Linked DNA regions of Mus musculus: region 1 is linked to region 2. A link is a contact called in ENCODE POLR2A ChIA-PET data. All regions are on one chromosome and are shown on one strand. The core of a region is the stretch at or near the end of the contact, and the rest is flanking DNA. Distances in the headings are between cores, read along the strand shown.

What was found. ChIA-PET counts read pairs that join two places held with the same protein, here RNA polymerase II (POLR2A).
Region 1: POLR2A ChIA-PET joins it to region 2 with 18 read pairs in Patski. The contact joins the enhancer-like site here to the promoter of Eif4a2 in region 2. POLR2A ChIA-PET finds 5 or more read pairs at or near these places in 2 of 5 experiments (Patski and embryonic stem cell).

What each region holds. Positions count from the first base shown.
Region 1 is chr16:23,236,822-23,243,974 of GRCm38, reverse strand. The region is part of intron 1 of St6gal1 (beta galactoside alpha 2,6 sialyltransferase 1); the gene reads right to left. Among named protein-coding and RNA genes, the nearest start is that of BC106179, 15 kb to the right of the region's middle. Within about 2 kb of position 3,148, at least 2 of the 3 ENCODE cell types and tissues checked have a DNase peak (open chromatin) inside an H3K27ac peak, as active enhancers do.
Region 2 is chr16:23,106,200-23,112,578 of GRCm38, reverse strand. Eif4a2 (eukaryotic translation initiation factor 4A2) reads right to left here and starts at 5,111. Exons shown (of 11, transcript NM_013506.3): 1 at 4,759-5,111; 2 at 3,946-3,991; 3 at 3,728-3,860; 4 at 3,320-3,459; 5 at 2,426-2,594; 6 at 2,236-2,345; 7 at 1,856-1,999; 8 at 1,316-1,453; 9 at 987-1,076; 10 at 683-762. The coding sequence starts at 4,787. It overlaps Snord2 (small nucleolar RNA, C/D box 2), which reads right to left and starts at 3,626; the gene lies at 3,559-3,626. It overlaps Snora81 (small nucleolar RNA, H/ACA box 81), which reads right to left and starts at 1,809; the gene lies at 1,646-1,809. It overlaps LOC115488690 (a small nucleolar RNA gene), which reads right to left and starts at 2,196; the gene lies at 2,072-2,196. It also overlaps LOC115488689 and LOC115488691.

The DNA of each region.
Region 1 (7,153 bases), core at 1,899-4,398, 130 kb before region 2:
CTCCTCCCTCCGCAACTGGTCCATCTCTTATGCTCCACTACACACGGCCCTCTCTCCTCACAGACTGACAGCTCCTCCAGAAATTGTTTCTCCTGCCTTTGTCTGTGCAGTGCCTAGCAGAATCTGGTCCACTGGGTGAGCAACAACTGAGAATAACCATTGAAAAGAGATGCCGCCTTGAATTTTGTAGTTAAAGCCACACTTTATGTAAAGAAATGTGATTTACAAGTTAAATAATGGAATAAATGATTTGATATAGTTAAGTAGATACAGTTATAAAAGAAAGAAAGGGAAGAAAAAAGGGATAGTATCAGGTTACAAAGTCGCTCTCCCCAAAACATTATTTCAATCACTTTTTCAGGGTCGGGGAGGTGGCTCAGCAGTTCTGAGCACTCGCTCATGCAGAGGACCTGTGTCTGACTCCTACATGGCAGCTCACAAGCAGCCATCACTCCAATTCCAGGAAATCAGATGTCATCTTCTGACTTCCTTGGGTACCAGGCGTGCATGTGATGCACAGACACACATGCAAGCAAAACATTCATAACCATGAACTAGAGTAAATAAATCTAAACGAAAGGATCACACTTTCTAAGTGGGCTGACATGACAAATCTTCCAAACTCATCGTGGTAGCTGCACTAGGAATGGCCCCCACAGACTCATGTGCTCAAATGCTTGGCTCATGGGGAATGAGTGCCACCATTAGGAGGTGTGGCCTTGTTGGAGGAGGTGTGTCACTGTGTAGGCAGGCTTTGGGGTCTCCTATGCTCAGGTCCACTCCTGGCTGCCTTCAGATCAAGATATAGAACTCTCAGCTCCTCTAGCAGACACTGCCATGCTCCCTACCATGATGATAATGGACTGACCGTCTGCAACTGTAAGCCAGCCCTAATTAAATGTTGTCCTTTACAAGAGATGACTTGGTCATGGTGTCTCTTCTCAGCAACCCTAACTAAGGCACTAGTCATGTCCACTTCTATTGCTCGAGTGGTCAATGGAATTAAAAAGAAGGCCCAGCTTCCACAAGCACTGCCTCAAAGGAAGAACACATGCTGGACTCTTCTGGAATGCAAACATGATTGTTGCTACTTGGAAACAGGAAAATTGAATCCACATACCCACTCCCTACAGAATGAAAGAAAAGAAAACACTATGATGACGTTGAAACTAGAAAGTAACAGCTTTAATACTCTCTTCCCTGACTCTGGCCCTTCTGCCTACACTCTGTCCTTCCTTACGTGGCCTCCTTTCTAAAGTTTGCCCCCACTCACACCCATTGACCTAGGGCACATATAGACTACAGGACAGAAGCCGAATATGAGGACAGACATGTGGCTTGTTGCCTTTCCGAGGTAAAGTCACCTCACTCAACATTATACTTTTCTGGACCTTCCATTTTCCTGCAACTTACTTTCTTTCTTTCTTTCTTTCTTTCTTTCTTTCTTTCTTTCTTTCTTTCTTTCTTTTTTCCTTCACAGCTGTATAGTATCCCGCTCTGTGAAAGTTCCACATTTTCATAATCCATTCATCTGTTGAATGCCATCTAAGTTGATTCTGTTTCCTTGCTACTGTAAAAAAGAGCAGCAATGAACACAGATGGAGGTTCAAGTATCTCTGTGGTAGGGCATAGAGTCTCATTGCCCAGGAGGACAATGGTGGGGCAGCAGGAGGCCTGTGATTGGACAGGGAAAAGGGAAGCAGAGTGAAGAGTTGCAGGGTCAGAGAACGACTCAGAGAGGAGAGAAAAGAAGCCAAGATGGAGGCGGACAGACAGGAAGAAGATCCTGATCTCACATGGTTTTAAATAGCCACAGGTAGTTATGAATATCATATAGGAATGGAATAATTGGGATAACTTGTCTGATCTAGGTGGGCAGCTTATATCATTATTGATTGGCTCTGAAATTATTGTGTGGGCATCTTGTGAATTGAGAATTTATTGATATATAAATCTGACTTAATTATAAACTTCTAGAGTTTTGTTTCTACCAGGTTGCTGGGTGTTGTGGTCGCTGGCTGAGGGGTAGACGGTCGTTGCATGGGGCTGGTATGGCAGCGAAGGGAACTCGGGAGCTCCGGCCCTGCCAGAGAGTTGGTGGGCAGAGAGTAGTTGGATGGAGCGTAGGAACTTGGCGGTTCTTTTTAAATATTTACGGCAATTTTTTAAAATTTATTTATTTGTGGAGTCTCCATTTATTTGCACCATGGCTGTATAATTTGGACTCGCACAGCAATGGATAATGGTTTCTCTTCCCCTACATCCTCTCCAACATTTGTAATCAGATATATTGATGACAGCCATTCTGACTAGGATGTGACAGTAAGTATCTCAAATCATTCCCCTGATGACTAGGGATGTTGAACACTTTTTAAAACATTTGCTGACCATTTGTGTTTCTTCTTTTGAGATCTACCTGTTCCTTTTTCTTCAGCCTATTGTAGATTGGCAGTTGTCTCCTGGGTCTCTGCCCCCCACCTCTCGTGTGTCTGTCTCTGCCACCACCACCACCCCTCTCTCTGCAGTACTTTGTAGATTCTGGATACTGAGTTGTGGTCTTTGAAACAGCTATTTGTTGATCACAGTCATGTGTCCAGCTCTACTTGAAGCATGCATGTCAATGCTATGATGTTGGAAGAATTACTGCAGACTAGGACGCAAAATGAGCATCTGAGAAGTTCAGTCTCCAAGTTCAAAGAGTTAACAACAAACAACACATCTAGAATTTAAACCCAAGTCCACCTAGCTGGAAAGCATGTGACTTTCCCCCAAAAGCTAAGGGCTTCCTGAGGAAGGGAGACTGTAAAGGTGACTGGGTAGCAGCAAACTGCTCAGCCTCATCCTGTTGAGTCACCAAGACGGTCCCTGAAGGCATGGGTAGGGCGGACGGACAGACGCTTCCAATGCAGGAGTGCTGCCCTGGGCGAGGCTGCAGGGCTCCTCTTTGCCTGCTCCCTCCCTTTCCCAAATGGACAGCCCAGAATAAGACATTCATTGTGAAGATGAAAAGAAAAGCAGCCACATGCCTCTAGCAGGAAGCCTCCCTCATCTGGGGGATTGATTGATTCCTCACACTATCATTAGCCTCCTCCAGCTCAGGCCCTGGGCCAGCAGCCTCCAGCCCTACAGCAAGCAGCATTTGTCAGAGCTGGCAGGCTGCCTCCTTCCCTCTCCCATCTGGAACAAACTCTGATATACTTGGTTCCCAAGGGGCTCAGACAAGCAAGGCTCCAAGCCTGGCTCCCCAGCATAGTTCACATGGAGAGCCACACCACACTTCCTCTTCCATTTCTGCTTGACTCTCCCTCCGAAGGTCGTAATTGACAGGTAGGAAAAAAGGACTCTTTCATGAGCCGAGCACAGCTGCAAGGTGGTGCTTGCCCCAGACGGCTACGGCTCCCTCTACCTGCTCTCCCGGCCTCCCCTGCAGGGCTGCTGTGCATGTGTCGAGGCCAAGCGTGGCCTATGACCACCAGGGTTGCTGAGCTCATTCCAGGAGACGCCCCAGTGCTCAGTCATGTGCTGGGCTTGAAGCTGTGCACAATACTAACCATCCAAGAAACCGCATTCTAACAAATAACTACGGTTCAAGAGATGAAAGAAATCCTCTTTTCTCTGTCAGCTTCAGGGCCTCATTTGGGCAAGGCTAAGGCTGTCTACCACTGAGCATGGTGACATAGGCCTGGCTCTCATAAGCTGAAAGATCGGTGGATTCAGACAGGTGGAGCCCTTCAACACTACGGGGTGCACTAGGTATTTACAGTAGTGTGGCCATGCCTACACATGTGGGCACACATTCCCCTATGCTAAGGCTTTTGAGCCTCCAGGCCATGCCAGGGCCCTCTCTATTCTTCCTAAAGTAGAAGGAAGATACTCCAGGCCACATTAAAACAGCCTGAGAGCTAGATGCCCTTCCTCCTGAATATAGTTTGTCCTCATAGGTACCCATACAGAATGAAGACTGCTACCACACATCCTGCCAACCCTATCCTGCCTGTCTCTTTCCCGACCACCAGCCTTTCCCAGATATGGAAGGGGAACTGCTTGCCTGGCAGTTCTCACATTCCTCCTTGTAGTACACACGTCTGGACACCCTCCTCCACCCTCGCTGAGCTGTTGACAGCCATCCAGACCAACTCCCTAGCCCAGGCATTCCCCAGCAAGCTGGAAGACAGGAGAAAGACTCCCTCACCAGGCCAGGCAACACAGGTGCCTGCCAAGCCCTCTCTGCCGCCTCCCACTGAAAGCCAGGGCTGCTTATCTGAATCAGGATGCAGAGTGTTGTGCCTCTTGACCAAGTCACTTATTTCAACACTTCAGGGACCCAGTCTGTGGCTAGGAGCACTCAGACACCTACCTGTGGGTGCTTCAGCCGTTGTACACCTTCGGGAAGGCAAAGCCTGTGTCCACAGTAGCAAACCCTCTATGTGGCTCTTCTATCTTTATGCATCCTGTAATATCTGTAGCCTAATTTAAACTTTAAAAACTCATGACACGCTGGGCGGTGGTGGCGCATGCCTTTAATCCCAGCACTTGGGAGGCAGGCGGATTTCTGAGTTTGAGGCCAGCCTGGTTTACAAAGTGAGTTCCAGGACAGAACTCAAGAGAAACCCTGTCTCAAAAAAAAAAAAAAAAAAAACAAAACAAAAAACAAAAAACAAAAAAAAAAAAAACAAAAACAAAAAACAAAAAAACAAAACAAAAAACCTTTTAATGAGAAGGAAATTAGGGTGTCATTACGTATGCTGGGATCATATAGCAGCGAGATACTAGAGAGTCTGGACAATAGATTGTTGTCAAATCTAAAACTTTAGCTACAAAATTTACAACCTGAGGTGATTCAGACAAGAAAGGTCTCCATATCTCATAATTTAAATGCTTACATTTAAAGGGAATAGAATTGTTTGGGAAGGATTAGGGGCTATGGCCTTGTTGGAGAAGGTGTGTCACTGGGGGTGGGCTTTGAGGTTTCAAGAGACCATGCCAGGTCTAGTCTGTCTGTGTCTGTCTCTCTGTCTGTGTTTCTGTCTTTGTCTCTCTGTGTCTGTCTCTCTGTCTCTGTCTCTGTCTCTCTCCTGATGCCTGTGAACCAGAATAGAAAACTCTTAGCTAAGGCACCAGTGCCATACCTGTCTGCTTCCCACTGTGACAATCAGGGACTAACTCTTTAAAACTGTAAGCAAGCCACCAATCAAATGCTTTCTTTAGAAGAGTTTGCCATGGTCATGATGTCTCTTCACAGTAGTGTAACAGTAACTAAGACACCATAAGCTAAAGTATAGTTTCTTTGACAGGTAAATAGAAGTATGTAAGTACATGTATAGGAAGCTCATTGATAAAATGCTGCCTGTGGCTCTTGCTCCCTTACTCTCTTGCCCTCTTCCCTCATCACCCCTTCTCCCCCCACCCCCTCCATGTGTTTATGGCCAGCCTCCCCTCCCCTCCCCTCCCATCTCTTCTCCTCTTACCCTCTCCTTCTTCCCCGCCCCCTCCCTCACTTTCTCTGTCCCTACTACCCTCTCAACTCCCTTCCCCATGCCCTAAATAAACTATTTCATGCTTAAAAAAATTGCAATCTGTGAAAAGCATATCTCACATTTGCCTTTTGTAAAGTTTGTTTCAGTAAGGTAGCTAATCAGGTGTCCCTATGGCCCACAAGTCATAGCACAAGAGGAAACCACAGGCTTTGGAATTCAGAGAGCCCACAGGGTTTAAGGCACAACTTTACACTGAATTACTTTAGGTAAACCACTTTGAATACCGTGCCTTCATCAGTGCAGGAAAAACAACTGTGTTACATGGGGCTGCTGTCAGGGCCAAAGAAAACTCCATCCCCCAAAATTCTGGCACCCATTTCCCCTATCAAAGCAGCCAATTTCTTGTCACTATCAAGGAGGATAGAAGGTTATCGGTGGGCCTATTAGCCTATCAAAGCATACAGAGGCCTCCAGGCTCCTTCACCCCTCCCCCTAGCCTAAACTTCTCCAGCTCCTGGGCTCCCCTCCCCCAGCTTCTCATTCCTATAGAACCCTACTATTTTTGGCTACTTGCTCTCTTGTCTTCCTCTCTAGGCATCCTCTCTTGGTCTCCTCTGCCCACACTCTCTCTCCTCTCTCGCTCTCCCCATCCTTCTCTCTCTCCTCTCATGGCCAGGTCCAGTCTGGTGGCTATGTTCAATCTATTCTCTCTCTCTATCTCTCTCTCTCTCTCTCTCTCTCCCTCTCTCTCTCTCTCTCTCTCTCTCATTCTGTATTCGCCTCTTCCAGATGCCTCATATCTACGATAAAGCTTTTCCCCAACCCTGCCTCAGAGAGATCATGGCTTCAGTTTATACACCAGGGCCAAACGTTCAGTTTATCCAAACTGGTGTGTGCTTGCTAGCATGCCGAGGCTACACGGTCAAGAGCAGCTGTGCATGCATTCGCCCTTGCTCTCCGGCCACAAGTCACTCACAATGGCCCTGCAGGCCACACACTTCACTCCTCCTCAGTATTCTCACGACTCCCTTTTCTCAAATCAAACCGCAGAACTCACCTTCAGCACCCAGGCCAAACAGTCTCCTCCAAGAGGCCTCCCTCCACCGCGCAGCAGCTTATGAGTCTTGTGATCTACAGTGTGCTTTCTTTTGCCTGGAGGTTGTCTACACGATTGCGTCCCCAAAACCCATGAAAAGACAATGTCCTGCTCATCTGAGTCTCTCACCTGATCTGCCCTCTGCCCACTCATGGGTCAATGATGCCATTTAGATAAGCCTAAGCAAGTTGTTCTGTTCTGGGTTTGTTTTTAGAGCTGTGATCTCCCAGGCTGTCCTGTCTGGTTTAGCATTCAGTCAATTTTACCCTCATAACTGTCAGTACTGAAAAGCCTTCTCTGGCGCCAACTTCCAGATCAGACAACCCCCATCTGGAGACCTCTGCAGCCAGCTGTGGTATGGGACCAAGTTTTGGGCAATGACAAGAATGACGTGTGCCTCTTAAGGGTTCCCTGATGGTTGACCATAGGGATTGGAAGGAAGTGTGATCAGAGCACATTATATATTTACATGACAGTGACCTTATACAACTCCCATGCAATAAAGATTTTTTAAATAGAATTCTTAGAAATCCCCCTATGGTCATTCTAAAGGACCCCCTTGGTACAACCTTGAGACTTC
Region 2 (6,379 bases), core at 3,862-6,361:
CAGACAATACAAACCACCTATCACTCCCTATCAGAAATGCTAACATACAAAATGCCTTGGGCTGGAACAACTTAAAATATCAAATAATCATGACAAAAGAAAATCAAATATAAATACCGACTCGCTCTTTATTCAAACAGTGTGCTGTTTCGCTTATGATTCCACGTCCTAAATTACGTCAACGCCGTTTCTGAGTGCCATCTCGTCATCAACTGCCGCTATCGACTCCTGTATTTTTTAAAAAGTCTTTTTTTACATCATATAACAAAGTACAATTCAATTTATTTAGGGATAAAAGCCACTATAACTAAACCAGGGAATCAGTCAAAATGCTACCAGCAACACCAAGAAAATCCCAACTGTATAGAATCAATCACCAAGAAAAAAAGCACATGGACACAAGAAACTCACTAAAAAGGCTCAAAACATAGGCTAAGACCAAAAAGTAGTCTAAAGCACCTAACCTCATCTGCATGTGTGTACACAACCTTGGCCACATTACAAGTTTTCCCACTTTGTTCTGACCAATCTTCCCAAGTACAATGTCTATAGACCTTAGTAAATTACTGTCTTTTTACTGCCACCTATTCCCTGAGTTGCCAGTACCTTGTATACAAAACACCGTAGAAAAGTGTTTGAATTTACTTCTCCAATACAAATATTGGAGATGCTTTCTTCTCACCTGTGAATATAGTTTTCACGATTGGTAGGTAGATCGTAGTTTATAACCAAGGACACTTGTTGCACGTCAATCCCACGGGCCTGAATGAAATAAAGAGGTTGTTCAATATCCTAATTCAAAAAGCTAGACATCCCCGCAACCAATGTAGGCCACAATATAGTAATGAACCATACTAAGTGGTATAGCCCACTGTGGAGTGTGGTCTTACTTATTCTACCAAATAGCCTGAATTGGTTAAGGTTATTTAATAAACCTTCCCCACAAATCTAGCTTTTGGTACTAAAATACACAGGAGCAGACTCACCAACAAGTCAGTAGTGATCAGAACACGGCTTGACCCTGATCGGAATTCCCTCATGATGACATCTCTTTCCTTCTGGTCCATGTCACCATGCTGCAAATGCAAACAACTCAAATCAAGAATCTCTATTCAGGCATACTATTCAGGCATACATTTAATTTCAATCATGTTTGAGACCAAGCGTCCCTGGCTGCTACAGGCAGATGGCAGACAGGTATAGTTAAGAAACAATTATTCTGAGCAGGGGGAACGACAACACAGCACTGAGCAGCTATATTGTAGTTAAATCCTGCTTAATGGCTATAATTAGCATTACTAAATCTAACTCTTACCAGAGCAGAAACTGTGAAGTCCCTGGCATGCATTTTCTCCGTGAGCCAGTCCACCTTGCGCCTTGTATTGAGAAAAATAACTGCTTGTGTGATAGTCAAAGTCTCATACAAGTCACAAAGAGTGTCCAGCTTCCACTCCTAAAATCAAACAAAATTCCCATGATTTTAAACAAAACTAAAGCAGTGGTTCTCAATTCTATTGCTGCAGCCCTCTAATAGTTTCCCCACCATAAATTTGTTGCTATTCGTAACTGTTGACTGTAGTATCTGATATGCTACCCACAAAGATCATGATGATCTCCAAGCTGAGTATTTATTGCTGGTCTAAATACTTATTGCACCGAATCTTATGACATAGGACACTGGACATTAAGAAAGAGGTCCACCCCAGTCTTTGCAATCCAGTGCAGTTACTTTTCTTCTTGTGTGTACTCTGCTAGCATTATTACAAAAACCAAGATAGAATCTTAGTTCCTGCAATTTTAGCACAGTGCTTATACAAGAAGGTGAAAAAAAAAAAAAAGCTTGTAACAAAATTACCTCTCGCTCAACATTAATATAAAATTGTTTAATTCCTTCAAGGGTCAATTCTTCCTTCTTCACCAGAATTCGAATTGGATCTCTCATGAATTTCTTGGTCACTTCTAGCACATCAGTTGGCATTGTGGCAGAAAGCAACACAACCTTTAAAAAATAAAATGCTTGTCTTTATCTGTTTAGTTTGTATAATCTTTTTAGCAAATGCTAGACGGGAAAATGTTTGAAACCAAGCGTCTCTGCCTTAGTATGGTAGAGCTAGGCAGAGATAGTAATGTATCAAATGCTTTAAGCAGGGGGAACGACAATAGAACACTTCAGTTTTATTGTAACTGTACCTGCATGAAACCTAACCCCAAATAAATAGAAGAAATAAACTTTACCTGAATGCTTGTATTTAATTTCTGGAAAATCTCATAGATCTGATCCTTAAACCCTCGGCTCAACATTTCATCTGCTTCGTCCAAAACGAACATTTTGATCCATTTTGGAGCTGTTAATAAGAAAGTCATACTGCATCACCAAGTTCTCATAACCTTTTGATAAGAAGGACCATTAAGATTCACTACTTACAAAGGTATCTTCTGTTTAGCATATCAAACACTCTCCCTGGAGTACCAACAACAATGTGAGGGGCTTCAGCCTGCAACTTCTGCATTTCATTTCGAACATTTGTTCCTCCAATGCAAGCATGACAAGTTGCTCCCATATAATCTCCAAGAGCCAAAATTACCTTTTGGATCTAAAAGCCAAAAATGGTAGTTATTCTATAAAACCTAGGTCTAAGACTAAGCTTAAAGGCATAATTGCACTATTATATATGCCAACAGCTTTTATGCATGCATAGCACAAAATTTACTAATTTCAAGCTTAAAATTCACCTTAAACTTAATGCTCCCTCCTCTTTTTAAACTTGGGACCTTGTTACCTCAAACACCAACTAGGAACGTAAATAATCAATTTCTACATTCTCCACTGTGTAGTGAAATGCTTTTAAGGGCAAATATTGGTATTTTTTCCCACAAGGCACTGAGCCTTATAATCTTGACCCGAATAAAGCTTGCAGCTTCATCAGGAAGTATTACTTCAAAGCCAATATAGCAGTGCTTTGAAAACATAGCATGCAACAGATGCATCACAAACTACTGAGACAGTCAAATGTTTAACATGTCACTGCAGTTTTCATGTTGCACAACTGCATTCCAAATTTTAAATGGGTACAGATATAATCCACCCTGAGAAACCTATGGGTTTAACTGTTGAGGTGCAATCAATCCCTAAAGTCATACCTACAATACCCATTTCCTGCTTAGCTTTCAACAAAACTCCCTGCATGCATGGACAATTAAAATGGGGGCTCTCACAGGACTAGGACAATTTATACGTTTTAATTTTAAATTCTTCACAGTTGTGAAACCTGAAACCTATGCAACACGCAAGCAGTTTTTTGAACTACACTATCAATACCTGTTGAGCCAGTTCTCTGGTGGGGGCCAATACTAGTGCTTGGGTCTCCTTGAACTCAATCTCCAACTGTTGCAGGATGGAAATAGCAAATGTGGCTGTCTTGCCAGTACCTGACTGAGCTTGAGCAATCACATCATACCCTAAAAAAAGTAGGATACATATTTACCGATCCCACATCAAATCGTTACTTCTACTATACACCATGTATTCCAGTTGGAACATAAAGTTACGCCCACATAAGTGATCAGCAAGAGTATTCTCTTCATTTCAGGTCAGTCCCGAAAGATGATTTGCCATCATTTCACTTTAAGGAATACAATCAGGTGCTAGTACTTCCCCAAAGGTCACTTTCCCTTTTCCGGTCCATGTATGTGCAGAGCACTTATCCTAACGGCAATAGAGTTTTACCTTTAATACAAGGGATAATAGCTCTTTGCTGAATAGCTGAAGGCTTCTCAAAACCATATGCATAGATGCCTCGAAGAAGGGACTCCTTTAAATTCATATCATCAAAGTTATCAACAATTTCATTCCAGTTGCTCTGTAAGTTAATAATGAAACTATGAATAAGACATGAAAAAAAAATGTACCTTTCCAAACCTTTAACGTCCACACCCACTCCTTACCTCGATGACACCATCGGGGTCCATTCCCTCTGGGCCGCCATGTTCTCTGCTGACAACAACACTGCAGTTAGACATACTGCTTCCAAGCCACGCAGAGACCCTTAAAGGGCCCTTCCACCCCGTACCTCATTCCCCTCCGCGCCCCTGTGCTCTGCTGAAAACGCCTCAAAACCGGCCGCAATGCTGCGAAGCGCCATTCGCCCTCCCCAACAGCTTGGGACTTGGACCCCTAAGTATAGACGCCCCTTTACTCAGTGCCCTAGGACCAGGCCCTCCCGCTTGGGAAGCGAAGCTCTCGCGAGTGCTCCGCGCGCCGAGCTCCGCCCCTAACTCTGCGCAAGCCGGCGTGATTGACGCCGAAAGGCCCAGGCAGGTCCATGCCAACGGCTCCGTCGCTCCGTTTCACGGTCCAGGGTGATCGTCCCCTGGCCGTCCAATCTCCCATCTCGACAGAACCCTAAGAACGCCAGCTCGCGCCACTGGCCGCCAATAAACCTTCGGGTCCCGGTTACCCGCCCCTAAGCAGTCTGCGCCACGGCTCCGCTTGCCATATCCCGTACGGGGAGGGGCAGCAGCCAAGATGTCACAATGTGTCCTAAGAAAGGGCATCCTTAATACTCCGTTCTTGTATCCGTCCTGTCTCCCCAACATCTGGAGTCTTACCATCATGGAAGCTTCTCGAAGGGCACAAGGAGAAGTGTGTGCCCTAAGAAAAAGCCCGCATACCTGCAGTGTGGCCGCCAAGCAACCCACCTCAACGCGGGTCCTAGTGACCTTGACTACAGGCCACCGGCCGCCCCGGGAGCGCCGTACCTGTTGTAATCCGCGGAGCCACCAGACATGATCCGAAAACCCACTCAGCGCCCGACTGAAAAGACAGGCGGACGGCGCCGCCCGTTTTTTATAGGCTCGCGGCCGGAACCCGTTTCTCGCGGAGGAATTTCCTTATTCCCCTTTCGGAAGCCACAAAATTGTACTCCTGGAGTTTGTTACCGGAGGTGAAGCCCTACAGGAGTCGATGACAAAATCCACATTTCACTATTACTTGGTATTACAGCGTTCCCGGAGATCCACGAATCGGGAACGGGTCTGGGACTCTTTGCTTTCGGCGGAAGAATATTGCAGCAGCGCGACCGCGCGCCGCGCTCCTCGGCCGCCCTGCTCCTACGGGGTTTCCGCGGCCCTGCCGCAGAGGCCGGCGGAGCCCTGGGCGCTTAGGGCGGAAGCCGGTGGCGCTGTTCGCTGGCGGGCGGCGTCTCCAGGACGCAGCTCCGGGCTACCTGCGCGTCAGCGTGCCCTTGGTCCGAGCCACCGCGTTCCGTGCCGGAACAGAATAGGGTTACCCCGCCCGTTCTCACTGCTGTTTAATGTGACAGGAAAGGGCTACCTGGCATTTCGCCCAGCCATTTAATATCCATTCAGATCTGGAACGTGTGAAACCCCTGCCACGGAAAATGTCGGCCACCCAGCACATCCTAGGAAATCCAGTTTGCAGTTCTATTTTTGTAAGACGAGAAGCACAGTGTGTAGTATCATTAACAGATGTCCCTAGGGTGGTGATTCGATTTTCATCTCTTTCTGGTCGGTCGTCTTCAGCTCTGGCTTAAAAAATAATGCTAATAATTTCAACCTAACAGGTGCGAGAAATGACTGATAGAATCACTACCAACTTGTGCAAAGGACCTGTCATTCTTTGTAACACAGAAATGTAAATGGGTGCTTCTGGCAGACTCAGCCCTAGCACTTCAAGAGCTGATTGTCTCTTCTGGTAAAACAAAACAAAAACAAAAAACAAAAACGATTTTAATCATCTAATATTGCCTTACTGAAATTGAGACAATATAGTTCGTATTGCTCGTAATAAACTTGCATGGCTGCATAAGCCTAGACGTTTCCAGTCAGCCACAACTCGAGCCCCTTGCAAAAAAATATAAGATATTTAATCCTTGAATTTTAAAATATGAAAGTATCCTGAACACTCAAAAATTTTTCTCATTAATTCAGAAGACCAAAGACTGACTAACCAGAGAAGGAAAAGGCTCAGTTTGGTAATTTACGAAAAGTATTTGGCTCTAAAAAGATTAAATTAGATTAAATTGTATTTGTTTATTTATTGAGTGTGCACCTCAGCGCGTGGAAGTCAACGGACGACTCTTAGGAGTTGATTCGTCTCCTACTACTTGGATCCCACAAGTGGGTCCTGGGGATGGAACTTAGGTCAGCATGCCCTAAGGCCAGCATTGAATCATCTTGCCAGCCCTATGTGCTATCCTTACTCAAAAATAAAACCTGTACTTATTTGGAAGTTATTGTGTCAGAAACTGTTACAAAATGATGACAAAATAGAGACCGGGTGTGGTGACATGGACTTTTAACCCTAGCACTCAGGAAGTGGAGGCTCGTGGATCCCTGCAAGTCTTAGAGGGTTCAGGCC